Regions from separate parts of the Homo sapiens genome. Here region 1 is linked to region 2. Evidence: read pairs that join two places in POLR2A ChIA-PET (ENCODE). Cell type or tissue: Panc1. All regions are shown on one strand. Links, peaks and the distances in the headings refer to the core of each region. The heading gives the core; the rest is flanking DNA.

Region 1 (15,255 bases), core at 2,571-10,570, 320 kb after region 2:
GGGTTTCGCCATGTTGGGCAGGCTGGTCTTGAACTCCTGACCTCAGGTGATCCCACTGGCTCTGCCTCCCAAAGTTCTGGGATTACATGAGCCACTGTGCTTGGCCACGATGAAAGGTTTTGTGTGGAGAGCATGTACATGCCTTTCTGGGAAAACAGTCCACAACAGGCTTCACGGTCAAAAAAGGTTAGAACTCTTGCTACAGAGCTGTGGAAGCAGCTAGGTGAGGGGCCTGCCAAGGGCACTCTGGGCACTACCTGGGCACTCTCGAGCCCATCATCCCCTAGACAGGCTGCACTGCTTGGTATTTGCAGAGCTGAGGGGGTGGGGCATGTGGGGACTGTGAAATCGCCCTGAGATGACCCACAGTCCTCAGCTGGGAAGTGAGCGGTGCATCTCCTGCGGCATCCTCCATCCCTAGAGCCATGGGGCCAGGAGAACTGGCCCTTGCAGCAAGTGAAAAGCCTATTATTGACTCCCTCCCTAGCCATGTAGACAGTGAACCAAGACATTCATATCAGGTAAATGCCTTGGTCTCTGTCACCGAGGTGACCAGTAGGCATTCCCAGATACAGTGAAGGTCCTCACACCAAGATATGCACCTGGCCACCTGAGGAAAGAGAAAGGACTATCTGAGGGGATGGGGCTGAGCTGGGTGTGGAGTGGTCCTTGTGGGTCTTGGAGAGTGGGAGGGGGAGCAGCATGAGCCAGGCCTCGAGGTAGAAGGACAACCAGGAGACAGCCTGGAAAAAGTGCTGGACCCACAAGGGCTCAAGGCTGGCCAGAGGGGAGGTGGGATAGGCTGCAAAGTCCTGAGGTCTGAAGATTGGCCCTGGCAGGAAGAAACCAGGTAAGGTGAAGTGTTACCTACACCCTCGGGGCCAGATGCAGGCCAGAGCCACGCAATTACCAGGCCCTTAGGGAGGTGTGAGCCCCTTGAAATGATGCAAGGTTTTTTGTTTTTGTTTTGGAGACAGAGTTTCGCTCTTGTCGCACAGGCTGGCACCTTTGCCCAGAGCAGGCACCAAGACTTCTGGCTCTGGGTGTGACCTCAGTCTGGGTAAAAGCCCCAGCCCCCACCAGGACCACCTACCCCCTAGACTACTTCAGGTGCTGAGCCCAAGCCAGGGGCAGGAAGCTAAACTGATGCCTAGGGTAATCCCAACAAAGTCCCTGGTTCCCCGCAGCTATGGGGCTGACGGGGAATTACAGCCCAAACCCCAGATGCTGGCTCTCAAGCTAACACTGAGCCCTTAGTGCCCACAGGGAGATACAATCAGCGCACTTTCCAGATGGGGAAATGGGATCAGAGAAGTGCAACAGCCTTGCCCAATGCCCCAGACCAGGGCTCCAGGCCCAGAGTGTTCTTTTGTCACAGTGTTCAGAGGGCAGCAGCTGCTGTGATGTACCCACCTGAGCCTGGCAGCTTTCTCCAACTTTGGAAGCCCAGGAGCATGGCCCCTGTCCACAGATGCACCTGGCATGAGGTGTGCCCAGAGGGACAGAGGCAGATGAGTTTCGTCTCCTCCACTGGATTGTGAGGGCCTAGAAGGAGACAAGGGTCTGCTTGAGAAGGCAGTGAATAGCGAGCAACCTGAGGCAGTGCCCCTCTGGATGGATCCGCAGTGCCTGGATGGAACCTGGCTCAGACAGAGCTCAGTTCTGCAGGTCCCTGAGGCATGGAGAGTTCACAGCTACCAAGTGTAGGAGTCTGGATTCAAAGCCAACGGCGTGACTCCAAAGTCCCTGCCCTAGCCCCTGGACCACCCTTGCAGGCCCATCAGATGCCCAGGCCAGCAGCACAGCCGGCCAAGACCAGGGAAACTTGGGGAGCCTCAGAGCACCCCCAGGTATTCCAACCTAATCCTGGTACCCCGCCTCTCACCACCCTTCTTCCTGCTTTAACCTCAATCCCTACACAAAGCCTGGGCCACTTAATGTGGCATCAAACAGATGCCTCAATAAATCAGAGTCTAATCTTGAAAAAAAAAAAAAAGACTTAACAGATATACAATTGCACGTTAGAATGCTAAAGACCATAAACATATAACAACTTAAAGTACATATAAATTCAATATATATCCAATCATTGTAACTATGACACAGTAGAATATTAAAATACTATTTTCAAAATGTATACAAGCTTAATGTTCTATGTATTCAAACTATTTATTCAAAATACAAATCATCAACATAAATTGCCACTAATATTCAGTCCCTTCACAGGACACATGATTCACTGGGAGTTAATAAATTAGCAGCCGGCAGGCAGTGACACACAGCAAAAATGAAAACCAAGAGGTGAAATAGTTCTGAAATAAAGGTTTTAAAGCTAACAGAAATCACTGAATTACTAAGTCATTAGCACTAATTTTGAGCCAACTAACTAATTAATATGAGATGATACAATGTCCTATACTTTGGTAAATACAGACTATGTTTAAACAATGTCTGTAACGTGACTTGTAAAATGCTCCTGGCTTTACAAAGATGTGATTAAGATGTAGTAATACATGCTAAACCACTTCCCCCTGCAGAGCATGTGGTAACTTTCATCAGTCACATTGAGAGTCCAGAAGATAAAGGAAAAGGTCATGGATTTTGCTGAGACCTTACCAGAGTTGAACTCCCTCATTTTCCATTCCCCAGCATTGGCGGGTTCTGGGACTGGTGGCTGTGGTGGCTCGTTGGTCTTTGTCTCTTAGAAGGTGGGGAATAATCATCATCCTGAAAAAGAAAAAATGGTCATTACTGAAGGAACCATCTTAGGTTACAGCCACCTCTGGGTCAATTCCCAACATTCACAAGCTGAGCAGGGCTTTAAAGCTATCTTATTAATAATTATTTCTGTATTGCGAACTTCAGCATACTTTTTTCTAGTTACATTTGAAATGTTATTCTTTTGGGATGTGCTCAAGTGAATACTGCTTTTTCCTCTGCCTTGCTTCATTACTTTTTAGTTTCCTTCATTTGAATCATCATTGTAAGTCTCCCCTTCTCCTCAAATAACTTTCAAATTGCTGCCAAGAACTATGTTCTATCTTAAGGCTTTTGAGAAAAAACTTTCAATGAAGATAGCCGCCTAAAGTTATACAAATATATAAGAAACGGGATAAAATAAAGCTTAGATTGGAAAAAATATTTAAGATTATACAAAATTCACGCGTAAACAAGGGAAGCTGAGTAATTGTACGTTCAAATACTTTTAACAAGTGCAAAACATGTAGGCTTAAAGAAACAGAGCTGGCCAGGCATGGTGGTTCATGCCTGTAATTCCAACAGTTTGGGAGGCCGAGGCAGGCAGATAACTTGAGGTCAGGAATTCGAGACCAGCCTGGCCAACAGAGTGAAACCCTCTCTCTACTAAAAATACAAAAATTAGGCCAGGAGTGATGGCTCATGCCTGTGATCCCAGCACTTTGAGAGGCCGAGGCGGGTAGATCACCTGAGGTCAGGAGTTTGAGACCAGCCTAACCAACATAGAGAAACCCCGTCTCTACTAAAACTACAACATTAGCCGGGTGTGGTGGCACATGCCAATAATCCCAGCTACTCGGGAGGCTGAGGCAGGAGAATCCCTTGAACCCGAAAGGCAAAGATTGTGGTGAGCCGAGATTGTGCCATTGCACTCCAGCCTGGGCAACAACAGCGAAACTCCGTCTCAAAAAAAAAAAGAAAAGAAAAAATTAGCCAGGCGTGGTGGCGCATGCCTGTAATCCCAGCTACTTGGGAGGCTGAGGCAGGAGAATCGCTTGAACCCAGGAGGCTGAAGTTGCGGTGAGCCGAGACTGCACCATTGCACTCCAGCCTGGGTAGCAGAGCAAGACCCTGTCTCAAAAAAAAAAAAGAGAGAGAGAGAGAAGGAAAGAAAGAGGGCTATGTTATTTATGAAACATGGTGAAACGCTGTCTCTACCAAAAATACAAAAAATTAGCTGGGCATGGTGGCGCGCACCTGTAATCCCAGCTACTCGGGAGCCTGAGGCAGGAGAATCACTTGAACCCGGGAGGTGGAGGTTGCAGTGAGCCAAGATCATGCCACTGCACTCCAGCATGGGGGACGGAGCAAGGCTCTGTCAAAAAAAACAGAAAAAGAAAAAGAAAAAAGAATTAGAGACATCTGGATCAAATCAGCTGCCAGTCTCGCAAAGTGTCTGGTAACATCCTATTAAGATTGCTGCTTACACATCATCTATAAAATACTGAAAATATCATTTTAAGAAATCTTTTTTTTATTTTGAGACAGAGTTTTGCTCGTTGCCCAGGCTGGAGTGCAATGGTGCGATCTCAGCTCACTGCAACCTCCGCCCCGTGGGTTCAAGCAATTCTCCTTCCTCAGCCTCCTGAGTAGCTGGGATTACAGGCATGCACCACCACGCCTGGCTAATTTTGTATTTTCAGTTGAGGCAGGGTTTCTCCATATTGGTCAGGCTGGTCTCGAACTCCTGACCTCAGGTGATCCACTGACCTTGGCCTCCCAAAGTGCTGGGATTACAGGTGTGAGCCACCATGCCTAGCCAAGAAACCCTTATTTTAAAACAAGCCAGGCACCGTGGCTCATGCCTATAATCCCAGCACTTTGGGAAGCCAAGGCGGGTGGATCACTTGACGTCAGTAGTTTGAGACCAGCCTGGGCAACATGTTGTAACCCCATCTCTACTAAAAATATATTTAAAAAATTAGCTGGGCGTGGTGGTGGGCACCTGTAATCCCAGCTTCTCAGGAGGCTGAGGCAGGAGAATCACTTGAACCTGGGAGGTGGAGGTTGCAGTGAGCGGAGATCATGCCACTGCACTCTAGCCTGGGTGACAATAGAAAGACTCCATCTCAAAAACAAAACAAAACAAAACAAAAAAACCACTAAAAAAAGACTCCATTTCAAAAACAAAACTAAAACCAAAAACACAACACAAATGTAGTATACAAATGAAAATAATTACTGTGTTAAACACAGTTTCATAGAAAATAAAAGACCAATCAAATACAATAAGCTGCCTTTTTAGATGGGTATGTTATTCTTCTTTCACAGCTAAAGAAACGGGCTCAGAGAATGTTATTTGATTGGACCGTGTTGCATCTCTGGACAGTGCAGCTGAGATCAGACTTTGTGTGTAACTCCACTAGCCTACCAGGGTGCCTCTCATAAAGGTAAGAAATGTAAATTTGGCCTAATATACAAAGTTGCCAAGGCAGCACTGGGTCAATTCTACATACAGTACTTCTATGTTCATCAAGGGAAACCTTAAGGGAAAGTGAAAATGCTTCTAGAAGGCGACTGGACACCAGCGCCTTTGCTTGTTGCCTTTGGGCTCTTCTTCTAAGGCCAACAGTGACCTGAGATTATTGACTGGCTTTTCCAATCAAGTGGACAAAATGGTACCAAGGTCGCCAACATCAGACAAATTCACTTGAGGGCCTTATCTATGTGCTTTGAAAGACAAAACTGCTTTTGTAAAGGACACTGTATTTCAGAAAAACATAATCATATTAACAAATAATAACACTGTAAAATGCTGATGTGTTGAATGCTACTTTAGAAAAACATGCTCAAATCCAGGGAAAAAATTTGATACAAAACTACGTATCAATTATCTAGCTAGCTAGCTAGCTAGCTATCTAGAGACATGCTTTCACTCTATTGCTCAGGATGGGAAGCAGTGGGATTATCATAGCTCACTGCAGCCTTGAGCTCCTGGCCTCAAGTGATCCTCCTGCCTCAGCCTCCTAACTAGCTAGGGCCACAGGTGGACACAGTTATGCCTGGGTTTTTGTTTGTTTGTTTTGTAGACACAGGGTGTCACTACATTGCCCAGGCTGGTGTCAAACTTTGGAGTCTCGCTGTGTCGCCCAGGCTGGGGTGCAGTGGTGCGATCTCGGCCCAATGCAACCTCTGCCTCCCGGGTTCAAGTAATTCTCCTTTATCAGCCTCCCAAGTAGCTGGGACTACAGGCATGCGCCACCACGGCCGGCTAATTTTTGTATTTTTTGTAGAGACTGGGTTTCACCATGGCCAGGCTGGTCTCCAACTCCTGACCTCAGGTGATCCACCTGCCTCGGCCTCGCAAAGTGTTGGGATTACAGGTGTCAGCCACTGAGCCTGGCGGAGCACTTTCTTATGTTATTAAGTAGCCTAACCCAGGTGGGGCGCTGTCCCTCACGCCTGTAATTCCGACAACTCTGATGGCCAAGGTGAGAAGATCACTTCAACTCAGGAGTTCGAAACTGGCCTGGGCAACATAGCGAGGCCCCCCCCCCCACCCCATCTCTAGAAAAAAATACAAAAATTAGGCCAGGTGCACACCGCTCCCAGCTAATTTTTGTATCTTTTGTAGAGACGGGGTTTCGTCATGTTGCCCAGGCTGGTCTCGAACTCCTGAGCCCAAGCCATCCATCCTCCCGCCTCGGCCTCCCAAAGTGCTGGGATTACAGTAGGGCCTAGCCAGCCTCATGTTTTATTTAGCAGTCCCTCCCTGTTGCACACTTAAGATAGTTTTTAAATTTTTTTAGACAGGGTTTACCTCAATCTCGCAGGCTGGAATGCTGTGGTGGGATCATAGCTCACTGGAGCCTTGAACCTTTGGGTTCAAGTAGCTGGGGGGCTGAGGTAGGACTACAGAGATGGGGTTGCGCCATGTTGCTAGGCTGCTCTTGGCCTGAAGGGTCCTCCCGCCTCGAACGCGCCAGACATAGTTTTCTATTTTTGACCAACATAAACACTGTGCTGGGTCTGAATTTTTCACCTACCCTTCTTCAGCCGGCAACACACAGGACCTGGCGGGGAGGTCGCTCTTACCAGTCCCCACTCTGACGAGAAGACTGCCCAGCTCCAGGAACCGTAGCGCCCCAGTGACGTAGCCGAACACCCGCGCCTCTGACGCCGCCAAAGGCCCACCTCTATGGTGTCGGCGAAGGCGCGCCCTTGTGACGTCACGGAGGGCGCACCCTTGTGACGTCACGGAAGCCTCACGTCACGGAAGGCACCACTGCACTCCAGCCTGGCAACAGAGGGAGACTTTGTCTCAAAAAAAAAAAAAAAAAAAAAAAAAAAAGAGAGAGACAAATCTTACCAGCAGCCTGTGAACCAGGAAGTGAAAGTCCAGCCCAAGCTCAGGAAAGTGGAGTCAGCATTGCTCCACCTAGCAAGGCCCCTTCCTCTTCTCCAGAGACTCCAGAATATGGACATTTGCTTCACCTCCTCAAAACCTTTCTTCTTACTTGGTTGGGAGTCATTTGACCATAGCAACTGTATCAGTCAAGGTCAACCAGAAGCAGAAGCATTAGGAGATTTTATAGAAGATAGAAATAGAGATATAGATACAGGTGTTAGAGATATAGAAATGATAGACGAGAGAAACAGAGATGAGAGATAGAAAAAGAAATATAGAGATGAGATGAAGATAGAGATAGAGATGGTAGGGACAGAGATAATAGAGATAGAAATAGATATATACAGGGTTTTGTTAGAGGTATGTAATTTGTCAGCATCGAAATGGAGTCACTTATGTTAAGATAACCTTGACAAATAGAGCCAGGGAAAGACATGAAGAGGATTCTCATGCTTACATGCCTGCTAACAGAAACGACCACCAAAAGCAATAAAAACTACAACTTAGCACAAAGGCTGTCACAACCTTACATAAAAAATACTCCTGCAAGGACATCTGCCCAGCGACTGCCTATACACTCTCGGACTGGCATCACCCTTGCTATTGTTCTCTGTAGCCCAGGATAATTATTTCAAAAACAATTATGTAATCCTCCTTATTTTTTCCTTTAAAAATCTTTGTCTTCCTTTAACCGCCCTGAATACCAACATAGTTTACTGCTGCATGCATATTTCCACTGCAGTGCTTTATTCCCAAATAAGTATCTTTTAGAGAGCTTCTCTCTGTTATTTAGGTTGACAGAGGTATTTAACCTTAAGCAATTGTGGGAGCTGGTTAAGTCATCTCTGAAAAGCTGTTTTTGTGTCTGAGGGAAGTTGACGTCTATAGGGTGGGCAGTTGAGAAGTGTGTTAGGCTGTTCTTGCATTGCTGTAAAGAAATACCTGAGACTGGGTAATTTATAAAGAAAAGACGTTTAAATGGTTCACGCTTCTGTAGGCTGTACAGGAAACATAGCTGCAGTATCGGCTTCTGGGGAGGCCTCGGGAAGCTTACAGTCATGGCAGACGAAGCAGGAGCTTGCATGTTGCATGGTGAAAGTAGGAGCAAGAGGATGGGGGGAGGTGCCACACACTTTTAACTAGATTTTGCAAGAACTCACTACTGTGAGAACAGCACCAAGGGGATGGTGCTAAACCATTCATGAGAATTCTACCCCCATGATTCAGTCACCTCCCACCGGGCCCTACCTCTAACACTGGGGATTACAATGCAACATCAGATTTGGGTGGGACAAGTATACAAACTATTAATATATCAGAAAGGAAAGATGGATATTAAAAGAGAGCAGGCCAGGCACAGTGGCTCACGCCTAATCCCAGCACTTTGGGAGGCTGAGGCAGGTGTATCATGAGGTCAGGTGTTCAAGACCAGCCTGGCCAAGATGGTGAAACCCGTCTCTACTAAAAATGTAAAAATTAGCCGGGCATGGTGGCAGATGCCTGTAATCCCAGCTACTCAGGAGGCTGAGGCAGGAGAATCACTTGAACCTGGGAGGCGGAGGTTGCAGTGAGCAGAGATAGCACCACTGCACTCCCGCCTGGGTGACGGAGCAAGACTCTGTCTCCAAAAAAAAAAAAAAGAGGAAGAGCAACGTGAAACCACAATAAGGAGCTGAGCTGGAGCCCACAAAAATGGACCGAAGTCTTTTTCAGTTCTTGCTGCATCTGAGCTTGATGGTGACCTTGAACGTCCTGCAGTAACCAACACCATCCAAGAGCTCAACACATACCCAGGAGTGGGAGAAGCTGAGGCAGGCTTGGGAGGGTGGAGCAGTTGCAGGCCTGACCCCTGCCTCATGCGAACAAGGTGAGCCAGGAGATGAGTGACAAGGTGTGTGAGCTACACAATGGCTGCAACTTTCCTTGCTCCCCGCAAATCTCCTGGAAGAATCTGTTTTGTGGCCCATCCCAACCAAAAACCAATAGGAAAGGTAATTTTGGGAAATGTAATTCAACCAAGCTAAACTGACACATTAAAAAACCACCAGAGCAACTAAAATAGCATTTGTGGGATAGCAGAGAATTTCAATTACCCATGTTCTTTCTTGTCCCAATTAGCATTGACAATCAAAAATGTGTCTGTGGGCGGTCTATCCAAGTTTATCACATAAGGAATTGTTTTATAATCACCTTTCCCTGTATTTGGAAATCCTGCCAGAACACTGTGATGAATTCACCACGTACACATAGCTCAAGCTGCTTTTTAATGGAGAGGGGATAAAAAGACTTACAAGAGAATACAAACCCACTAAATAATGCTAAAGAAAGATTCCATCTGTAGAGAACTTCCCCTCAATACCCATGGTCACAAGGAAAGAGGTGAGGGTATCTGCTCTAAGAAAGAACAAGGTTGACCAACTGCAGAATGAGCCAGAATAGAATGGGATAGTTAATGAACTTGAATTTTAGTTGCCTTAAAAGGATGATGATCCAAGCATGAGCTCTTGAGGTTAATGCAGTCTGATGCAGGAAAAACCTCAGTGGTAACACATGTTTTTTCCTAGGGATGGCCCAGAGGTCATTTTCCACTGTGAGACAGGAAAGACCTGGAAACAGCTTAATTAGGAAACAAAGTGTTTTAGTGGTGCTGAAAACTGGTGAAAGCAGCAGTCAGAATCCTTCATAGACACAGTGGCAAAGGGACTCCATTTGTGAGATCCAGACCAACTTCAATTGATCTCCAGTGGATGCAACCGTAGAGCCATCCCTGGTGGTCTGAGGGGAGAAAAGCAGCATCTGTCAATGGAACACCTGATGAAGACAGGCCCGCAGCAGAGAACAGCTGGCAGCAGAAGGGGCTGGGGGACTTCTCTTTAGGAGCTGGGTTTCTGGAAGCCAGGTAGGAAACACACACACACACACACACACACACACACACACAGCACTGTAACAATAAGGGCTGCAAGTTCTAAGTGTTCAGAAGATGTTTTAAAAGCCATAAAGATGGAACAAGGGCCAGATGCAGTGGCTCACACCTGCAGTCCCAGCAATTGAGAGGCTGAGGTAGGCGGATGGCTTGAGCCCAGGAGTTTGAGACCAGCCTGAGCACATAAGATGATCCTCTCTCTACAACAAAAAAATATAAAAATTAGCCAGGCATGGTGGTGCATGCCTGCAGTCCCTACAGGCTGAGGTGGTGCACATCGTTAGCACCTGAGCCTCCTGAGTAGCTGAGGGACTACAGGCAGTCCCGTATTGGCCCCAGTTGTTCATCCCTCCTTAAATCTATAATTTCTACTGTGTAAATTTGCAGTTCCTTCCACTCAAGATGTAAACTGCCCCAACTCATAACTTCAGGCTTGGCCATGTAACTTCCTCCTACCTCAGCCTCCTGAGTAGCTGAGGGACTCCCTGCTGAGGTAGGAGGATCGCTTCAGCCCAGGAGGTTGAAGCTGCAATGAGCTGTGGTCACACCACTGCACTACAACCTGGGTGACAGAGAGAGACCCTATCTCAAAAAACAAAAGATGGACCAAGACATGTATTAGGTCATTCAAGGGCCATCGAGTTCACAAGAGATGCAAGGAACATTGAGGATTTTGTGCTACTGGATTAAAGGAGAGTTCTACCTTTTATACCTTAAATTCTGAATATATATGCATTTTCAATTTCTTATTTCCAGGGGATTCAGGGACTCAGATTTCTCCCACCTCACACACACACACACATCCTGATCCAATAATAACAGACATACCCTTTCTATCCTTGCAACAGTCCTCTGAAGTAATCAAGGAAGTGGGATTTTTGGAACACTCAAGCTGATAAAAGCAGCCTGGGGATGGAGGCGTGCTGAGGATCACGGCGTGATGGAATAGGCCCAGGCTATCACACGGCATCAATCAAGAATCACAGGCAGCCCCCACGTCTTAAGTACCATTATGGACTGGAGACCTGCACTTAAGCTATGCGATGAGCTTTCTGCCTGTTCACATAATTGCCCTTGCCCAGAAAGGACTAATGATTTCTCAGGATGAAGAAACTGTAGTAAGATGTGAGATGCCCATTTATGGCTAATTGAAGATTAATGAGGTTTTAGTGCCATTTACCAAGTGTTAAATCACAAACAGGTAATTTCTAGGCATAACTACATGAGGGCTGGGATTTCACTTCAATTCTCCAGGGGAGATGTGTGATTGCGGGCAGCCACAACTTTTCACTGCTCACACAAATCCCACAGAGTTGCAAAATGTGAGGACTGAGTATTCTTTTGTTTACTTACTGTGTGTAAAACTACAATTGGCCTTCGATATTCTTCTATTTGGCTTATGAAAGAATGTCAAATGTTACGAATTATCAAAAGCAGTCTTCATCAGCACATAGAGCTGGTAATTAGTATTATATTAAGCCTCCTAATGAATCTATGATGCTGGTAATTCACTGTCACCTTGAAACTGTCCTGCATCCCCATTTTCCGAATTCTGCCCTCCAGCAAATACAAAAAGTTGCTTTTGATCATAAATTTACTAGCAGTGGTAGATTGAACTATTGTCCCCAATTTTTCATCCCTCCTTAAATCCATAATTTCTACCACGTAAATTTGCAGTTCCTTCCACTCAAGATGTAAACTGCCCCTACTCATAACATCAGGCTTAGCCGTGTAACTGCCTCTGCCTAAGTGAATGGGGGCAAAAGTGATGGTTTGCTGGTTCTGTGCATAAACTTTCAGAGGCTACAATGTATTTTACTTTTCCCTCTTGGGTTTCTGCCATTTCCAGGAGAAGAACATGCCCTAGCTGGCCTGCTAGTTCAAGGGCAATGCAAGACACGTGGAGCAGAGATGGACCCAACCTGTGGCTGACAGCTAACCTCAGCTGAACCAAGTGTAGATCAACCCACGCCAGCTGGCTCACAGCTCCTGAGCAAAAGCAAGACAGCTGTTTTAAGCCACTGAATTTTGGGCTGGGTTGTAAAGCAGAGCTAACTGATTATTGATTGAGCCTCTGCGATATTCTAGCCATGGGTTAGAGGCGGGGCATACAGAGATATGCAAAACATAAGTCCTTGCCTCCAGGAAGGGCCGGTCTCACCAGGACATTGTGTCACTTCACAAAAAGGTACTTCTGACTGGGAGGAGGGTGCAGAGGGCCAGGCTTCCAGACTCGTTTCCAGCATCACTTTATTTCACAAGTTCAGTGTCGGTAACGTAAACGATGACTGCCGTGGTGCCGATAGAGAAATCTAATGAAGAGGTTATGGGAATTCTTTTTAAATTTGAGCTTTTGTCCAAACTCCAGCAGCTGCTTTTTCAAATTTTTTTTTTTCATTTTCCAAAACAAAGTCACTGAAAGATCCCTATAAACCTGTGGTTCTCAAAAGGCTGCAGAAGAATCCCAATGGGAAGTGAGTGGCTTTATTTTCTTGGAAATTCAGAATCCTCAGGGATTCTGATTCAGTCTGTCTGGGTTGCGACACTAGAATCTGCATTTTTTTCATGCTTCACTATTCTCCCTTTACCCAGCAAAATTGTGACGCTGTAAATCTAGAGGCCACTATTTGAGAAATCCTGCTCCAAATGGCAAGCTTCCTGGGGATAGTTACCATGGAAATTGACACGAATTTACGGAGACCTCATCCTGGATTTATTGGCAGAGCTCTTTGGCTTGTTCCTTGACTTCTGCAACCTTGTTTCCTGATCCCTGCGTCTTGACTTGATCTGCCTGGACTCTAGATATTTCTCTGAACTTAGTAGGTGCCTATTATGGTTTGGCTATTTGCCCTCCCAAACCTCGTGTTGAAATTTGATCCCAGTGCTGGAGGCGGGGCCTAACAGGTGTTTGGGTCACGAAGGCGGATCCATCATGAATAGATTAATGCCCAGGGTGCGGCATTAGTTTCCAGGAGAACTGGTTATTAAAAAAGAGCCCAGGCCAGGCGCGGTGGCTCATGCCTGTAATCCCAGCACTTTGGGAGGCCAAGGCAGGTGAATCACGAGGTCAGGAGATCAAGACTATCTTGGCTAACACGGTGAAACCCTGTCTCTAATAAAAATACAAAAATCAGCCAGGCGTGATGGCGTACGCCTGTAGTCCCAGCTACTTGGGAGGCTGAGGCAGGAGAATTGCTTGAACCTGGGAAGTGGAGGTTGCAGTGAGCCAAGATCGCGCCATTGCACTCCAGCTGGGCAATAGAGTGAGACTGTTTCAAGATTAAAAGAAAAAAAAAAAAGAGCCTGGCACCTTCCTGCTCTCTCTTGCTTCCTGTCTTGCCATGTGATCTCTGCACACACGTGCTCCCCTTTGCCTTCCACTATGAGTGGAATCAGCCTGAGGTTTTCCCCAGAAGCCCAGTCTTCCAGCCACCAGAATTGTGAGCCAGATAAACCTCTTTTTAAATAAATTACCCAGCCTCAAGTATTCCTTTATCGCCACACAAATGGACTAAGACAATGCCCAATCAGTGTTTTTTAAATGAATTAATGAGCTTGCCACCACCTGGATCCAGACGCCTCCCTGTCTGTCCTTGAGCACTGACTGCTACAGATCTGAGCACCGGCCTGATGCTGTGAGCTGGCTGCCCTGATCTGTCCCGAAGTTCTGAACCGTCCTCATTCCTTCCTCCTCCACCACACATCCACCCTGCTTGTCTTTCTCTGTTTCCCCAATACTCAGGGCTGACTTTCTTAGCTTCATGTTCATTGGGATCTACAGCCAGTGGGACATCAGCTGCCAGACCAGCATCTCTGCTATTATTGAGACTGGTCTGAACTCTCAAAGCTTCAACACATCTTAACAGATCTTAAGGAGGAAGCGAGGTGGAAGGTTTCTATCTGTAAATAAGAACTGGCCACCTGTGAATACACTGAGGCAAAACAGAATGAAATGCCATCCCAGAAATGTCACAGTCGGGTTGCAGCAGCCATATTTACAAAGCAGATTGAATCATTTAGAATTATTGAAGTCTAGTCCAGAATATGGTGCTGCTGGCTATTTAATAGGGATCGATAAATAATTTCAGCACATAGTGAAATTGAAACTGTGCGTTGCCATCTGGAACTTGGTGTTCACATGCTGATTAGAAACCAACTCACTGATGTAATTCTATTTCTCACAATATCCCTGAGCACAAAGGAATTTTTTCAGAAAAGACACACAGGAGAATGAGGTCAAGTCTTGTCTGCATGTTTAGGAGCTGCTCTCAGATAGAGAACAGGAATTTGTTTTGTTTTGTTTTTCTAAATGGAAATCTCTGTTTAGTGACCCCCTCCAACCTTGGGATTCTGCCTTTTTTAGGTGCTGCTTAACATTAATTATCACTTAAACTCATTGTAATTTGGAGACAAATAAAAGGAGGTTATGGAGTGACATCTTTTAGCCAGTAAACACATGGCCAAAGGGCTGCATGTAAATTCATTTGTGGTAGGTCAAGTGACAGGTTTGTTTTGTTTTTGTTTTTGAGACAGAATCTCGCTCTGTCACCCAGGCTGGAGTGCAGTGGCACAATCTTGGCTCACTGCAACCTCCACCTCCTGGGTTTAAGTGACTCTCTTGCCTGAGCCTCCCGAGTAACTGGCATTACAGCCACCCGCCACCATGCCCGCCTAATTTTTGTATTTTTAGTAGAAACAGGGTTTTACCATGTTGGCCAGGCTGACCTCAAACCCCTGACCTCAGATGATCCACCTGTCTCAGCCTCCCAAAGTGCTGGGATTATAGGCATGAGCCACCTTGCCCAGCCTCCTGACAGTTTTAATTCAATCAGGAAGGTTTTCATTTAGAGGAATCCTACGACAGATTCTTTTGTAAAATCAAAAATTGCCTTAAAATATATAGATGACAATAAAACTTTCATATGTATGCACAGAACACATTCCTGTACCTCTCTAAAGGAACATGTAAGTTTTTATTTGTTCTAGAATTTCTATGTAACTTTATTATACCTCTAGCTAGTCTATTCACTCTTTTAGAATGGACCTTCCTGATCGTTGAATTCTGTCAGCACCTATCTCATGCTGTGAACAAAGCAGGCACTTGTTTTTATTAAATGAATATCTGGAGGGTGCAATTTATTTTGTTTAATGTGGCAGCCAGGTGACATATGCCTCTCTTTGGTATCAAAAGATGACACTTAAATCAACTTTGAAAAGAGTTTAA
Region 2 (15,255 bases), core at 4,079-12,078:
GATAAAGTAAGGAGCACCACAAATACATTTTACTTCCAAAAGGAATCATCTACCTGTATGGCTTATATTTTTATAATATATATTCTTATATTACAGAAAGCCAACTTTTTTCTTTCTGTAAACCTGAAGGATTTCTTCAGGGAAAGAAATAACCCTATCATGCAGACGTACATCTACTTTAGACAACACCTGATTCGAATCGATAATTAAAAAGGGTAACAGAAACAACTCCAGAGTAACAAATCTACACATGGTTCACTGGAATTACTCAATGGCTAAAAAATTACACTCAAGTACAAGGAGGCATTTTTTATGCAAGCTTGCCTTGGACATTCACTCCCTCCTCATTTATTTAACCATTTATAAGCCCATGCTAGTCACTAAGGATATAAAGATGAACAGGATACAGTCCCAACCCTCAAGGCACTCCCAGTAATGAGGAAAACAGTCCTATAAAAAGATAATTGTGAAACAATGTGTTAAGTGACAAAGATATGCACAGAGTATTATAAAAACACTGAGATGAGGTAATTAATTTAGGGCCAAGACTGGCTATCTGGAGAGGTGACAAAAGTTAATCAAGTGGAAGAGGGAGAGGACTGCATATTGAGGGAGAAGCAAGAATGAAAACAAGATGTCAAAAAAGAGTATGTGTGTGTGTGTGTGTGTGTGTGCATATGAAAAGTAACTGTAAGCAATTTGATGTTGTAGGAATTTAAAGCTTAAGTGGCAATAGAAAGATAAGGCAGAGAATTAGACAAGACATAATTAATAAAGGATCTATTTTTCCAAATTAAAGAGCTTTGGCTTTGCTATGGAGGGAGTGGGGAAGCATCGAAGGGTTTTTTAATTATTATCATTATTTTATTTTAGAGATGGAGTCTTACTATGTTTCCCAGGCTGGGCTCAAAGTCCTGGTCTTAAGTGATTCTCCCACCTCAGCCTCCCAAGTAGATAAAATTATAGGCACAAACCACTGTGTGTAGCTTCCAAATGATTTTAATCAAGACAGTGGCATGGGCAGATAGATGTTCTAGATACGTCAGCCTGGCTGTTGTGTCGAAGATGGGTTTGAAGGCAAGATCCAGACTAAAGATATGATGGTATCATGAATATAATGATGGTAGTAGTACTTATGAGAATGAAACAATCTCTAAGGGATAGCATGTAGAGTGAGAAGACAGTGGACTGACCATGAAATCCTACAGAATACCAACATTTAAGGACTAGGTAAAGAACTCAGGTTGGGCCAGGTGTGGTGGCTCACACCTGTGATATCAGCACTTTGGGAGCCCAAGGTGGGAGGATCTGTTGAGGCCAGGAGTTCAAGACCAGCCTGGACAACACAGCGAGACTCTGTCTCTACAAAATAAAAGTAAAAAATAGCCATGCGTGTTGATGCGCGCTTGTAGTCCCAGCTACTAGGGAAGCTGAGGAGGGAGGATCACTTGATTCCAGATCCCAGGAGTCTGACATCATAGTGAGCTATGATGGCACCACTGCACTCAAGCATAGGTGACAGAGCTAGACCCTCTCTCTAACAAGAAAAAAAAAAAGGAAAAAAGAAAAGAAATCAGGTGGATCTTAATAACAATCTTCCCCAGCCAGACATCATTCTTGATTTGGCCAGTTTGCCCACCTACTGCCTGGTTATTATATGATTGGTGTCCAAAAAAAAATGGTTTCATATGTGTACTGTGAAAATATTTATTTGTTTTAAGATTTATTTTAACCTCAGCAAAATTGTTCCAATATGCAATTTTAATAAATCTGGGGTATGGAATACATATTTCTTACATTACACTCAAACTACAAAGAGTTCTTTTGATGGTTAAATTACTTTACAGTTTAGAGAAAGACAGAAAATTATTGCCTTTCCTCTGTTCCATGGTGGATTATTTTGTTCTTAGAGTTCTGTCCAAGACAGAACAAGTATCTGGTGCTGTGCCTACTGTGGGTGCCAAGTGTTCTTGTATTTACTCTAATACGTGCACAGTCGAATCACTTAGATAAAAGTTGTTTTTTATGACATGGGTGATCTCACTCACTCCAATGACTTCAACCACCAGCTGCACACAGATGAATTCTAGTCCTTCCCTTTTCCTGAGCTCTGAGTTCTTATATAAAATTGCTTACTAGGCACCCTGGCTGTCCTTCAGCAAACTCACTCTAAAAATACATAAAAGTAAACTCCTTATCTTTCCTTACATACTTATTCCTTCTCCTATAGTCGCTGTTTTCACAAATTACTCTAAATTCCGCTCAAATATCCAAGTCATCCCAGATTCCTCTTTCTCCTTCATTGCCTCCCACAACTCTTCAACCACCTTATCCTACAGGATCCAATTATTTTGCATCAATGGTATCTATCTCCTCTTCTCTACCACTAATTTCTGCCACCTATACTAAAATGATAATTTTATAACTGCTCTCCCAGCCTTCAGTCTCTCATCCGTCCAATAATTTCTCCACCAGTTATCATATTATTCCCATTATTTAAATATCTGTGGTGGATTCCCATTGCCATTATCAAACTCCAGCTTCTTAGCAGGGATCACAAGTCCCTGAATGAGGAGGCTCCTGCCTAACTCTCCACTACATCTTGTTTGCTGCATAGTGAGCCTCTGGTTGTAGCCAACTCCTGTACTCAGTCTCTTTAACAGATCGTGCTGGTTTATGCCTTAAGGCTGTTGCCTCGAACACTTTCTGTGATTCTCTCCTCCATCCTGAAAGACACCTTCTCATATTTCGAGCTATATATTCCACCTTCTAGAAAACTTTCCGATCTCTCTCCATCCTCTTTTGTGCCTCCACTGTCCCCTATACCATCTTCTACAATAACACTTGCAAAATCATATTACACTAATTGGGTCACATATTTGACTGCCTCTATAATATGTAAGCTTTTTGAAGAGAAGAACTTTATAATATTCATCCTGGCATCCCTAGAGCCCAGTTTGATTTATGGTATGCCCTTAACTGATGTTTACTGACATCAAAACAGCTTTAAAAGTTGATACCTAGATGAATAAACTTTTATTTTTTCAGTCAATTACTTCGGTATGCAAAAAGTAGCCAAATTATGAGAGGGGAGTATGGCTAAGTACAGTGACTACAAAGAGGTTTCAGCTCAAAGTCCAATTCTCATCAATTCCAAATGACTGACAAGGAAACAAGCTTGAGAGACAGGGAGGCTCAATCCAGGCTCAGAAGAATGAGTGCAATGATCGACTAGCGCTTCCTGTCATATTAATGCCTAATATTTGCTCTCCCTCATATTATGTAAGTATTCAATAAGCAAGCCTTTTTGATTAAATATTCAATGAGTATTTTTGAATACTTGTGCACATGACTGAATCAGTGTCTGTATTCAAAGCATATATTCATTAGGAACACCATGCTAAAAATGGCAAAACATTTCTGCTGGTGCTGCCATAGAATTTTTAAAATGTATATTTAGTTTCATAATAGTCCTAATTTTAGCATATTCTGTCTGGTTGGTACAATTAATAATATTTTTAAAAACATTTTAAAACTTTTTAATCTGTATTTTGATGGACTTGGAAATCTAAAATAGTCATTGCATTACCTTCAAAATACTTGATGAAGAATTAAATTATTGCTACCTAATATAACTGTGTATGTCATGTCTTCTGGCAAACTAGCAATATTGAGTTTGAAAGGCAAATGAAAATCTTATCCCGATGTTTGGACTAAGTTGTTTTTAAGGAACAACTTACTTTATCTGCAAAGCAGATTTAAGTAAACGCAATCTGTAAAATTTTCTTTTAGAAACTACTCTCTTGTTCCACATCATCAAATTAGAATGTTTCATTATAATTTTATCTGAACTCTATATGCTCTAGTGCTGCTCTGCAAATGAGTCAGAGGAGAACTATTCCCAGTTTGCAGCCAATTCTCCAGAGAAGCAAAGGAAAAAAGAAACAACTGCCTTTTAAGGAAATCAAACCTGTTTCTAGTGATAAACCCCTTTCCATTTCTATTTGAACATAGTCTCAACAACCAACGAACAGAATACTATGAAATAATGTGTAAAATACATTACCTATTGGATGAACCACTTAGCCAAACACATCTGTAGGTTTGTTTAATGTTTTTCATATACCATAATCTATTACATATAAACAAATTATATAAATATACACACCTGGGTACATGTGAAATGATAAAATAACTTTTTTCAGCAAACATTAAGACATCTGGTTTCAGTTTGGAATTATATGTTGGCAAACATTGTTTAAAAAATGGATTTTTTAAAGTTTAAAAAAAGAACTTTCAGTTTCTAGAAAGTTTTTATAATGTGGAATTTGTATGGCAAAGAATTTGTATAAAAAGCTGAATGGGAAGGATTGCTAAAGGTAAGCTCATGCAGCAGGCACTCTTCACCTACTTTCTCTTCTACCTAACTCAACAATTTGATGGGAAAACTGCCAATTCAGTTTGTACTTCTAACTTTTTTGTTCTTTGAATTTAGAAAGTGACAGAATGTAAAAATTTAGTATATAGGGCCTGCTACTATATATTTAGCTATTTTTCCAATATTTTGCAATCATGTTATTCTCCTTACATTATACCAAAGTATTTCTATCACAAATCTTTTTTATCAGTGTCTCAGAATGGACTAGAGAAATGACTCATGGCATAATAAAAAATCTCTTTTCAAAAGCATAAATGATGATGCCTATTTAGTAACACAAAATCGTTCTTACAGATTGAAATATTGTATTAGCATTGCTGCCTGGAAGTCACATATAATAAGGGACAAACATTCATATATGCACATGTATTTACATAGCATGAAACCACGTTTTGGTTTTGACCAAATTGTTTCTATTTCTAACAGCAAAGCTACAGAAGAAGAATTCAAAAATTAAAAAGCTGGATTTTCATCTATTGAATCACAAAACTCTGACACTATTATTCATTGAAGAGATTACCATGGTTGAATTCTCTGAATTTAAGGTGAGTTTCTTTTGTTTGTTTCTTTTTTGTTGTTTGTTTCTTTGTTTTTTTTGTTTGTTGGTTGGTTTGTTTTCTGTTCGAGATGGAGTTTCACTCTTATTACCCAGGCTAGAGTCCAATGGTGCGATCTTGGCTCACTGCAAACTCTGCCTCCTGGGTTCAAGCGATTCTCCTGTCAGCCTCCCAAGTAGCTGGGATTACAGGCACTCGCCACCACACCCAGCTATTTTTTTGTATTTTTAGTAGAGACGGGGTTTCATCATGTTGGCCAGGCTGGTCTCAAACTCCTGACGTCAGGCGATCCACCCGCCTTGGCCTCCCAAAGTGCTGGAATTTCAGGTGTGAGCCACTGTGCCTGGCCTGTTTCTTTGTGTTTTAATCAAATGACTTTACATCTCCAAGATGATTAAAACAAATTTTTTGAAAACAGCAGAAGGGCGGGGCACGGTGGCTCAGGCCTGTAATCCCAACACTTTGAGAGGCTGAGGCAAGAGGATTACTTGTGGCAAGGGGCTGGAGACCAGCCTGGACAACAGAGCAAGACTCTGTCTCTACTAAAAATAAAAAAAGATTAGCCAGGCATGGTGACGCATCTTTGTAGCCCTTGCTACTTAAGAGGCTGAAGTTGAAGGATTACTTGAACCAAGGAGTTCAAGGCTGCAGTGAGCTATGACTGCATCACTGCACTCCAGCCCGGGGGACAGAGTAAGACCCTGTTTCTAGAAAAAAAAAAAAAAAAAAGAAAGAAAAATAAAAGAGGAAGAGGAAGAAGAAAAAGAAAGCAGAAATGCTCTGAAACTTCAAAAACAGCATTATATCTAAGAATAAAAAGTTTATTATAAAAATATATGGTAAAACATTTTAAGAAAACATTTTAAAATAATAATTTTAAAACTCAAGATCTAATAGTAAGTAATAGGTTTATATTTCTTAGACTTGGAGTAGCAAAAGATTTCTCTAACAAAACCTGAAACCATTAACTATAAAAGAAAAAAATAGGCCAGGCTCTGTGACTCACCCCTGTAGTCCCAGCATTTTGGGAGGCTGAGGGGGGTGGATCACTTGAGCCCAGGAGGTCGAGACCAGCCTGGCCAACATGGTGAAACCCCATTTCTACAAAAAATACAAAAATCAGCTGGGTGTGGTGGTGCGTGCCTTTATTCCCAGCTACTCAGGAGACTGAGGTGAGAGGATCACTTGAGCCCAGCAGGTTGAGGCTGCAGTGAGCTAAGATTGTACCACTGCACTCCAGCCTGGATGACAGAGCAAGATTCTGTCTCAGAAAAAAAAAAAAACCCAAAAAACCCTAAGTTTGACATATTAAAATTGTTATTCATCAAAAGAAACCTTAAATAACATGAAAATATGGGTTATAATATAGAAAGGTCATTCACCATATATACAATGAACAAAGCGTAATATGAAAATTATATAAAGTACTTGTACTAATCAATAACACAAACAATTTAATGTAAAAATGTTCTAAAGAACACACAGCCAATAAATGTATGAAGAGATATTTAATTTACGTGGTAGTCATGAAAATAGAAATCAAGACCACAATTAGGTACCATTTTATATCTAGCAAAATGGCAAAAATAAAAATAAAAAAATAAAAAGTCTAATAAAATGAAGCATTAAGAAGTTGTAGAGCCGCAGGATGCCTTTTATATTGTTGGTGGAAATGTAAAATCATGCATCAACTTGAACAAGAGTTTGGCATTTTCTCCTAAGCATGATCATTTACAAACCTATGACCCAGCAATTCCATTCCTGGGTATACAACTAAAAGAAGTCTTTGCCCATGTACAAGAGGAAACATGTTCTAGTAACACGTGTTCACAATAGCAAAAACCTGGAGCAACCCAGATGCCCATCAACAAGAGAATGGTGAGTGAACTGCGGGATACTCACACAATGAAATATTACACATTAGAAAAAATAAATTAACCAGAGTTACAGCCATATGGATAAATCCTAGTGGTAATATCTTAAGTGGAAAAACAAGTCCCGAAGATTACATACAGCATGGTACCCTTTTAAAAAAGCTAAAACCAACTAAAATAAAAATATCTACTTTCTAGGAATGTGTAAATATTCAATAAAACTATATAAAAAGAAAGGTAAGTAATGGAATAGAATTCAGAATGACAGTTACCTCAGGTGGGGAGAGGCAGGGTGATAATATTGGGGTTGAGGTCGTTAATGTCAGACATCAGGTATTATCTTAGTTTTTGTTTGGGGAGTTGGTATTACATATGTTTATGATATTATTAGAAATAATTTAAGAAGTGTGCTATGAACTAAGAATTATAATTTTTCAGCTCTCGTATTCCTGTTATCCAAAGTAAAATTTAAAAATAAATTTAAATAACTAAAAATTCATGATCTATGGCTCAAATGCTTTAGAAGGCTTTCAGACAGTGACCTTATTCATTGATTTTTCTGTTTTTTTTTTTGTAGAACTTTTTTGCATCTAGTATTTTTCATTATATAATAAATACTTCCAAATATCAAAATGAAGTATATAAAACATAAACATATTAAGCACAAACTTCAGTGAATTCTAATCCTTTCCAACTCCACTAGTTTTGCTACAAGAGTAACTACCCTGTCTTACTCAGTCTTTCTCCCTCTCCTACCAATATTCTAAGAAACACTTTCCTGGGCCATCTTTTCCCTCAAGTAGGTGCCATCTTCACTCTTCCTGTTTTCTCACCAATTACATTTTATTTGCTGTCTTTCCTTTACTGCCAAACTTTAAATATAATTATCTAGACTCTATGTCTCCACTTGCTGTCTTCTAATTCTCATTTCTCAGCCAACTATTATGTGGCTTCCATCCCTATCATTTTATTGAGAAATATCACAAAAAAACCCTCCCAGATATCAAATGTGTGGTCTTCTTACCAACCTCTTCATTGAACCCACAATATCTGTCACTAATAAATAATTCCTTGAAATACTCTCCTTTTTAAACTTACCAGAAATACTTATCCTCTTTCTATCTTTCTAATGACTTATTTTAACTTTTTTCCATTGACTCTTCTTTCTCTGTCCATACTTTAATTATTGGTCTTCTCCAATTTTCTGTACATACTCTGTTCTCTTGGCTTCTTGCTTCAGGTATTTCAGCTATTATCCCTAGATTTCCTCTAGCCCTGGCCATTCTCCTGAACCCAGACTGATACTCTTAATTCTGCATTAAAAATCTCCTTCTGTATGCTCTATAGATAACTTAAATTCAATTTATTTAAAATTAAATTTATTTTTTTCTATAATTGCTCATCGTCCTCTAATACAATCTCTCAATAAATCCAACATCCATCCCTTTGTCATCCAAGATGAAACAATCAAATTACTGTCCACTCCTCTCCTGACCCCACCATCCATATCCTATATCCTTCTAATTTGTCTATGTTTCTTCCTTTTCAGCCCTGGTGCTATGGGCGTGATCTAGAATCCTATTATTTCTCACATGGCGTATGGTAATCACCATTCTCCAAGCTCCACCCTTTGATCCATTTCCACATTGCCATCAGTCATCTACCCAAGTATGCATCAGATAATGTCATCTCCCTGTTTAGAAATCTTTAATAAGAATTTGGGAGAAATAATTTTTAATGAATAAGATGATGCATTTGAAAGGAAGAAGACAGAGACTTTTAAACCTGGTTCTTTGAGTTAATAAACTCAGAAGTTGTAAAAGTATCTTTTAACCCTTTCCATGATGGTGAGGTAGCAAGATCTTCATTATGGCTTTTCTCACAATGTTTTCCTGCGACCCTGACACAAAGACCTCACACAAACTATGGAAAATGAGTGTAGAGCTTGAATGTTATTACAGGAACACACCAATGAGTTTTTCTGCTGCACACACACACACACACACACACACACACACACAAACAATAAATGAAAGAAGGCTCAAGATGAGCATTTTGAATTCTAGCTATTTGAATTCTGTTTTATACATAATTCACTGACCTTTCTCACAATACTGTAACTGAAACTATAACACCAGAGCTGGAATGTTCTTGAAAAAGTTTAGTCTCTACAGACTTCTTGCCATTCATTGACATGCCATGATCTTGCAAGCCTTCTGTGTCATTGCTCCAGGTACTCCCTAGGTCTGGAAGTTCTCGGTCCAATTCAGACATCAGGGTCTAGTTTGAATGTTAACACTTCTCTTTATTGCTCCCTGATGATACTATGCAGAATTAATTTTTTCATGATTTGTATTTCATAATACATTATATTAATATATTCCTCTCTTTAAAGCCTTGTCATCTTGTATAATAGTTATAAATCTGCCTTTTCCATGAAAATTTCTTAAGAGCAAGGATAATGTCTTTTTCACCCTAGAACCTAGCATAGTACTGTTGCACAAAGCAAACAGTAAGTATATGCTTACTGAATTAAAATGAATATCAAAAGCTAATGCTAACAATTAGTTGGAATCCATAAACCTGGGAAGTATGGTTGATTTTGCCTTGAAATAACTCTTCTAATGGTCATAGACCCAACTTGGAAAATTACATGAAAAAATAATTCTTACAGTGAAGTTGAAGCTACAAACAAAAATAATAACCATGTGTTTAGCTAAACGTTTTTCTGTTAATTATGCCTGAGATTGTTTTATAACTGCTGAGTCTCAATGCTAATTATACTGAGCTTGCCCAACTAAAACCCTAAAGTCCTATTTTTTTCTGAACTACTATCTAGTTGGTACTACCTTAAAATATAATTATTTAAATTAAATGTGGATTTTGCATGTACTGTTCTAGCTAGGGCTTTCAGGTAGATAAGTTCCATTGGAAGGATAATTAGAGGGAAAAAATGGTTAGAATTTATAGAAAAGTCTTTATTTGAACAGCTGTCATAGAAACAAGGAGTAGACAGTCAAGTTTTTACTAAAGGTAGAACTTAAATCAATAAGAAATTATAAGAAGGAAGATTTACCTAAATTTTTAAACAATTTTTTCCTTTTGGCCAGGCACCATGGCTCATGCCTATAATCCCAGCAATTTAGGGGGCTGAAACAGGTGGATTACTTGAGTCCAGGAGTTTGAGACCAGCCTGGGCAACATGGTGAAACCCTGTGTCTACTAAAAGTACAAAAATTAGCTGGGTCTGGTGGCATGCACCTGTAGTCCCAGCTACTGGGGAGGCTGAAATGGGAAGCTCATTCGAGCCCAGGAAGTTGAGGTGCAGTGAGCCATAGTCACTCTACTGCACTCCGGCCTGGGCAACCAGAGTGAGATCCTGCCTCTGACAAACAAACAAATTTCTTTGTTTAATGATGATCAACAATTAATTCTTTAGATTTCATTGCATCTCGTGATCAGAACTAATTTTTTAAAGGCTAGTGGTTTATTTATCAGTGATGTTGTAAAAAGAAGTCCTCTACCTAGAAGCAGGTTATATCAAAAGAGATATCTCTTTCAAATTCTAAGATTTTATGAGCCCATTAATGCTTTCCATAATTTTCACTCATTGGCATTCTTTAATCAATCTTATTTTGCACCTAGACTTGATCCTGTCAATTGGCTTAACCTGTCATTCATCTCTGTGCCTTTAGGGAAATTTCTCTTTACTGTATAAGTCTATGTGTTCATTGTATTTAGCTCTATTGTGGGATTGGAGGGGGGGAGTTGCTGAATGAAAATGGGATTTGTAAACAAAATAATTTTTAGTTCATGTCTCATCTCAACTCCTAGAATTAATGATCTAAAGAGCTTCTAAATGTTGGTATCTCTTATTTCTTCCCATGATGGTGAGATGGCAAAACCTTCCCTATGATCTTTCATGCATAGTTTTCCTTTGACTCTTACACAGAGACTTCATGCAAACTACAGAGACTATAGAGTTTTTAATGCTATCATGGGAACTTGCCAAGAAACTTTTATGCATGCACAAAGAAAATAAAACAACAAAAGAAAGAACGAAAGGATCAGGCATCAGAGATGAACATTCTGGTATTTCCACTCCAGCTGCTTGAAAGGTGACTAGATTGAATAGAAAAACAAATGGTGAATCGGGGAAAGCAAAGATTGAATTAATCTCAGACGTACATCTGGAGTTTATAAGAGAGAAGCAGAGAAATTCCTTGTGACTGATCCATATTAATAGATAACCAAGGCAGTTCATGCAGTTATAATGCAGGCAATTCCCAATTATCCCTGATAATGGACCTAGGCATAGCATAAAATGATTTGATATCTCAACTCAAAGATGCATTAGCTTCAACATTTCCTCCTCGTACCAATTAGATTTTCTTAAACCAAAAATTTTTTATCTTTGCTTCATCCGAGGACTAAAGGACAGACAATAAATAGGAAAATCCAGGATAGATCTCTTAGATACTTATTAAAGATCTTTTATGTGTGAGAAATCATCAGATAAAAGAAATATAAAGTATATTTCCTGTCTGTAAGAGACTCGCCATTTTCTATGGGGAAAAGTACATACACTTGGGAAAAGTCAAAATAAATTAACACTATATCATTAAGCACCAACTGCACAGGCATTGACAGCACAAGGCATTGACAATTTTAGAAAATAAAGTACTCATGTTTTGTTGGGAGAGGAGTCATGAAAACAACTGGACTTTAAAGGATGATTCTCAAAAAAAAGTAAAAAAGAAAAGTAGTTGGGTACATAAATAAGAAACAAGAATTTGTTCTGGTGCTGTGTTCTTTTTAACCTAGCTCAGAATGAACTATTGGATTAGACTGCACACTCACACACACACACAAACACACACTCATCCACCCACATGCTAAAGTTTTAAACAATATAGCTTTTCTATGAAATGTGAAGGTAGTTGGTGAAAATTCTCTGAAGCCACTAGTCCCTAAAAGCACTCTTCTCTTTGTTTGGAAATCAGCACACTGATTTTCCCTGTCTATCTTATCAATTAGCAGAAATTTGCAATACTTAAGTGCACCATATTTCTCATAAACACACACACACACACATAATTAAACAAGTAACTTCTAAACATTTGGGCTCATAAAGATTAAGGGAATTTTGAAAGCTGTAAAAATGGAAATTCCCGGTGCAACGCACCTCCTTCAGATATGAGTATAGGCGTGTTATGCAAGGTCAAAAGAAAATTGAGAGGGAAAAACAATCACAGCACAGAAAGGAAAAACAAAGTTGACTGATCTCATTCTCCCTTCATTCTCCCCTGACATCTTTTTTACATAATGTCTCCTGTCACAAGGAGGCTACAAGTCAGGGTTTAGGAGAGGAGAAGCATCATGTCAAACTCTGCACCTGGAACAATCTTTAAGAGAAAACAACAGTGAGAAATAGCCACATGTGTTGCTGCAAAGACAGAAATCTGAGATTGAACACAACAACCCAGAAGGGACTGGTGAACCGTCAATACTTTAGCTACATGAATGATTTGGAGGTCATAGTAAAATAGACGTTGGAAATGGAAAACAAAAAATAATGGGGAAGGGGGTGGAATTATGCTCAGGTCATCTGTTTTCAACAAATGGAAGAGATCAGGAACGCATTGTGAATGATCAGTAAATGCCACTGTACAACTGCGGTGTCGTCTCATTTGTAATTATTTTAGTTTATAGATAACCTTTGGTATGTGGATACCAACTTCTGTCAAGAGTCAGAGATATGGACTCAGGCTGGGCCCTGGAAATCACACAGATATAAGTGTAATGGCAATGCTCCCAGGACACTAATAATTGCAAGTTTGCTGGCTCAAGAGCCCCGGCAGCAGATGCAGCATCTCCCTCTGCTCCTCCATGCACAGGAATAAGTTCACTGACATCTTCTGCTCCAGCCTTCCCAAGCGTGGGCAGGGCCCACAATTTATTCTGCATCTGCCACTATCAAAGCTGTCTATGTATGAGAAAAAAGAGTGGGAAAACACCCTTCCACAGTGCTGTGTCCCACATTAGCACCTGGACTCTGGCACAATTAGTGTCCTGAGTTTAATGGAAAACAGTTCCTAAGTTCCCACGTACTCTCTCTCCACTGGAGTGTTCCTGGGCAAGTCCAGGGAACAGGCATCTTCATATCTCACACATGCTCTCCCCTCTCCCACACCCCCAAACATATCAACTCCTGTAGGTCAATACCCCCAGGGACATCTTTTTAGCCTAGGCTTACTCAGGACCAGCCCTATTACCAAGACAAAACTCAATTAAGAGCCATGTAAATGGAATAGATGTCTACGTGTATGTCAGTTCTCATCCCCCGTATGTTTCACAACCCTGAAAAGAGCTTTATCCTCTATACTAGGCATCCCTCAGTGTGAATTTGCAATCACAGGTATTTTTTGTTAATGTCACAAGGATGTTCGAGGGTACATATGAGCCGTGTGTCCATATTTCATTGCAGAGTCACTCCCATGAATCTGGACTCCAGGTCAGGCTGCTGGGCATGTTGAGGGGTACATCTGCAGTGCCAGATAATTGAACAATGGATCAGAAGATGGCCATTCCTCTATGCCTTTATGTTACGGGGGCCCAATCTTTTAAAAAACACATTATTTAGTTCCTTTTTCTAACAACCAGATAGGTCAGGAATCTTTAAGCAATATTAAAACTAAATTCTGTAAACTATATTAAAAACAAAATAAAGGTTTTTATAGTACTTTTGTGAATTAGAACAAAAAATTAATTACAAGATCCAAATTTCAACGGCCTTCTCTTGAAACGGACCCTATAACCTTAGTAGGGCAGTGGTATGACGGCATTTATAACTCCTGTTCTATAAGGCTTTATCATGTGCACAACCTATTTTCACGTATCTCCCAAAAGAGAGATACCAGAATTTAATTATTTTTTAGGATAGATTTTTTTATTTGATTTATCCTGTCTTGATAATTCCATGAAAAGCTGCAAACCCAGACTTCCTAAGCTTTAATACCTTCCTGCCCATTGCTTTTAGAACATTGATCATACTTACGAATGTTTTTTATCCTGAAACGATCTGGAAATCTAATCGAACTAAAATGTGAGAATTTTCTTCTATCAAAAATTTTTTCAAGTCAATTTTTAAAGTACCAAATCACTATTAATATTTTAAAATGTTTAGAAATGGAAGTATGTTACCTAGATTATTTGACATTGACATATACTTATTTTATCAGCCAAAAGAAATCTGTATTGGCCAATATAATGAGTAACAAGTACATGATAAGAAAAGTTCTCTTTATGTGTAAAACAGCCTTCAAATTAATTCACATATTCTTAATTTTTACAAAAATATAAAATAAAAGAAAGGAAATAATTTTAAGAAAGCCATCATTTATCATATTCTCATACTAAGCAACTCCACATTTAGGAATTTATTCTAGAGGGATGATCAGAAAAGTGCGTAAATATCTTTTACATATACAAAAGTATTCATCTCAACACTATCTGTAATGGTTAAAAATTAGAAATAACCTACATGTTCAATAGGGAATTAGTTAAGTCAATAACGGTCAATCTATATAATGTATAATACTACACAGCCATTAAAAATTATGATGTAAATCAGTATTCATGGACATGGAAAGACGTCCATGATGTGTCATTTAATAAGAAAGCACATTAAGTACCATTCCTTTTCATGGAATGGAAGGTAAGAGTGATTGTGAGTTGATGTGTGTACAGAGGGGTCTGAAAACTTTCTCCCCAAAGTGTTAATAATGTGGTATTTCTGGCTGGTATAGTTTTTCCTTTATTTTTATCCTTTTCTGTAATGTTTGAATTACTTTTATAATGACAATGTGTCATTTTTATATTTCAAAAATTAAAGCCATTTTCAATTCTAGTTATTTTAGGGGTTTACAGTATAGACTGTAAAGAAGTCATTTGTAGGACACAGCCATGATTTGATTGAAACAGTGCATTTTAAGATGTGGCACTATACTAATCAAGTCCAAGTATACCAATGACTCCTTTTTCTCTTTGACATATTTACCCAAATGAGCGGTTTAAGGAATAGATGAACAATGTCAAACATATCCTCTCTTCTCCCATTTCCATCAAATTTGAATGCTTCATAGAAGTAGACAGCTAAGTCAGAGTATTGTAGCAGTTTTAATAATGGAAATGAATGGTTTTAACTCTACAAGATGGTCTGTATCAGTTGTTTCTTTGGGATTTCTAGTGGGGGAAGGCAAACAAAACATAAAAGCTATAAATCATATTGGATCCAAAGTTTGAGTAAAGAAGTTAGATTTATAAAAAGATCAATTGTGTTTAAATCCATGCACTGTTAATGACGTTTTTTAAAAAACATATTGAT

What was found. ChIA-PET counts read pairs that join two places held together with the same protein. Peaks named below come from ENCODE experiments on the same cell type or tissue, not always from the same donor. Only the 100,000 strongest peaks of a DNase experiment are listed, where the experiment ranks them.
Region 1: POLR2A ChIA-PET joins it to region 2 with 16 read pairs; 2 of 35 experiments call an interaction of 5 or more read pairs at or near these places.

Annotation. Positions count from the first base shown.
Region 1 is chr4:118,583,384-118,598,638 of GRCh38, reverse strand. It overlaps the pseudogene LOC729218. Among named protein-coding and RNA genes, the nearest start is that of METTL14-DT, 94 kb to the left of the region's middle. RefSeq lists enhancers at 5,360-6,267, 6,775-7,054. In Panc1, for the core only: no CTCF peak of the experiment used is centred there; a DNase peak (open chromatin) is centred at 6,938; H3K4me3 peaks cover 1,053 bases; H3K27ac peaks cover 847 bases.
Region 2 is chr4:118,907,199-118,922,453 of GRCh38, reverse strand. The region is part of intron 1 of SYNPO2 (synaptopodin 2); the gene reads right to left. Among named protein-coding and RNA genes, the nearest start is that of SYNPO2, 26 kb to the right of the region's middle. RefSeq lists an enhancer at 4,750-5,250. In Panc1, for the core only: no CTCF peak of the experiment used is centred there; no DNase peak of the experiment used is centred there.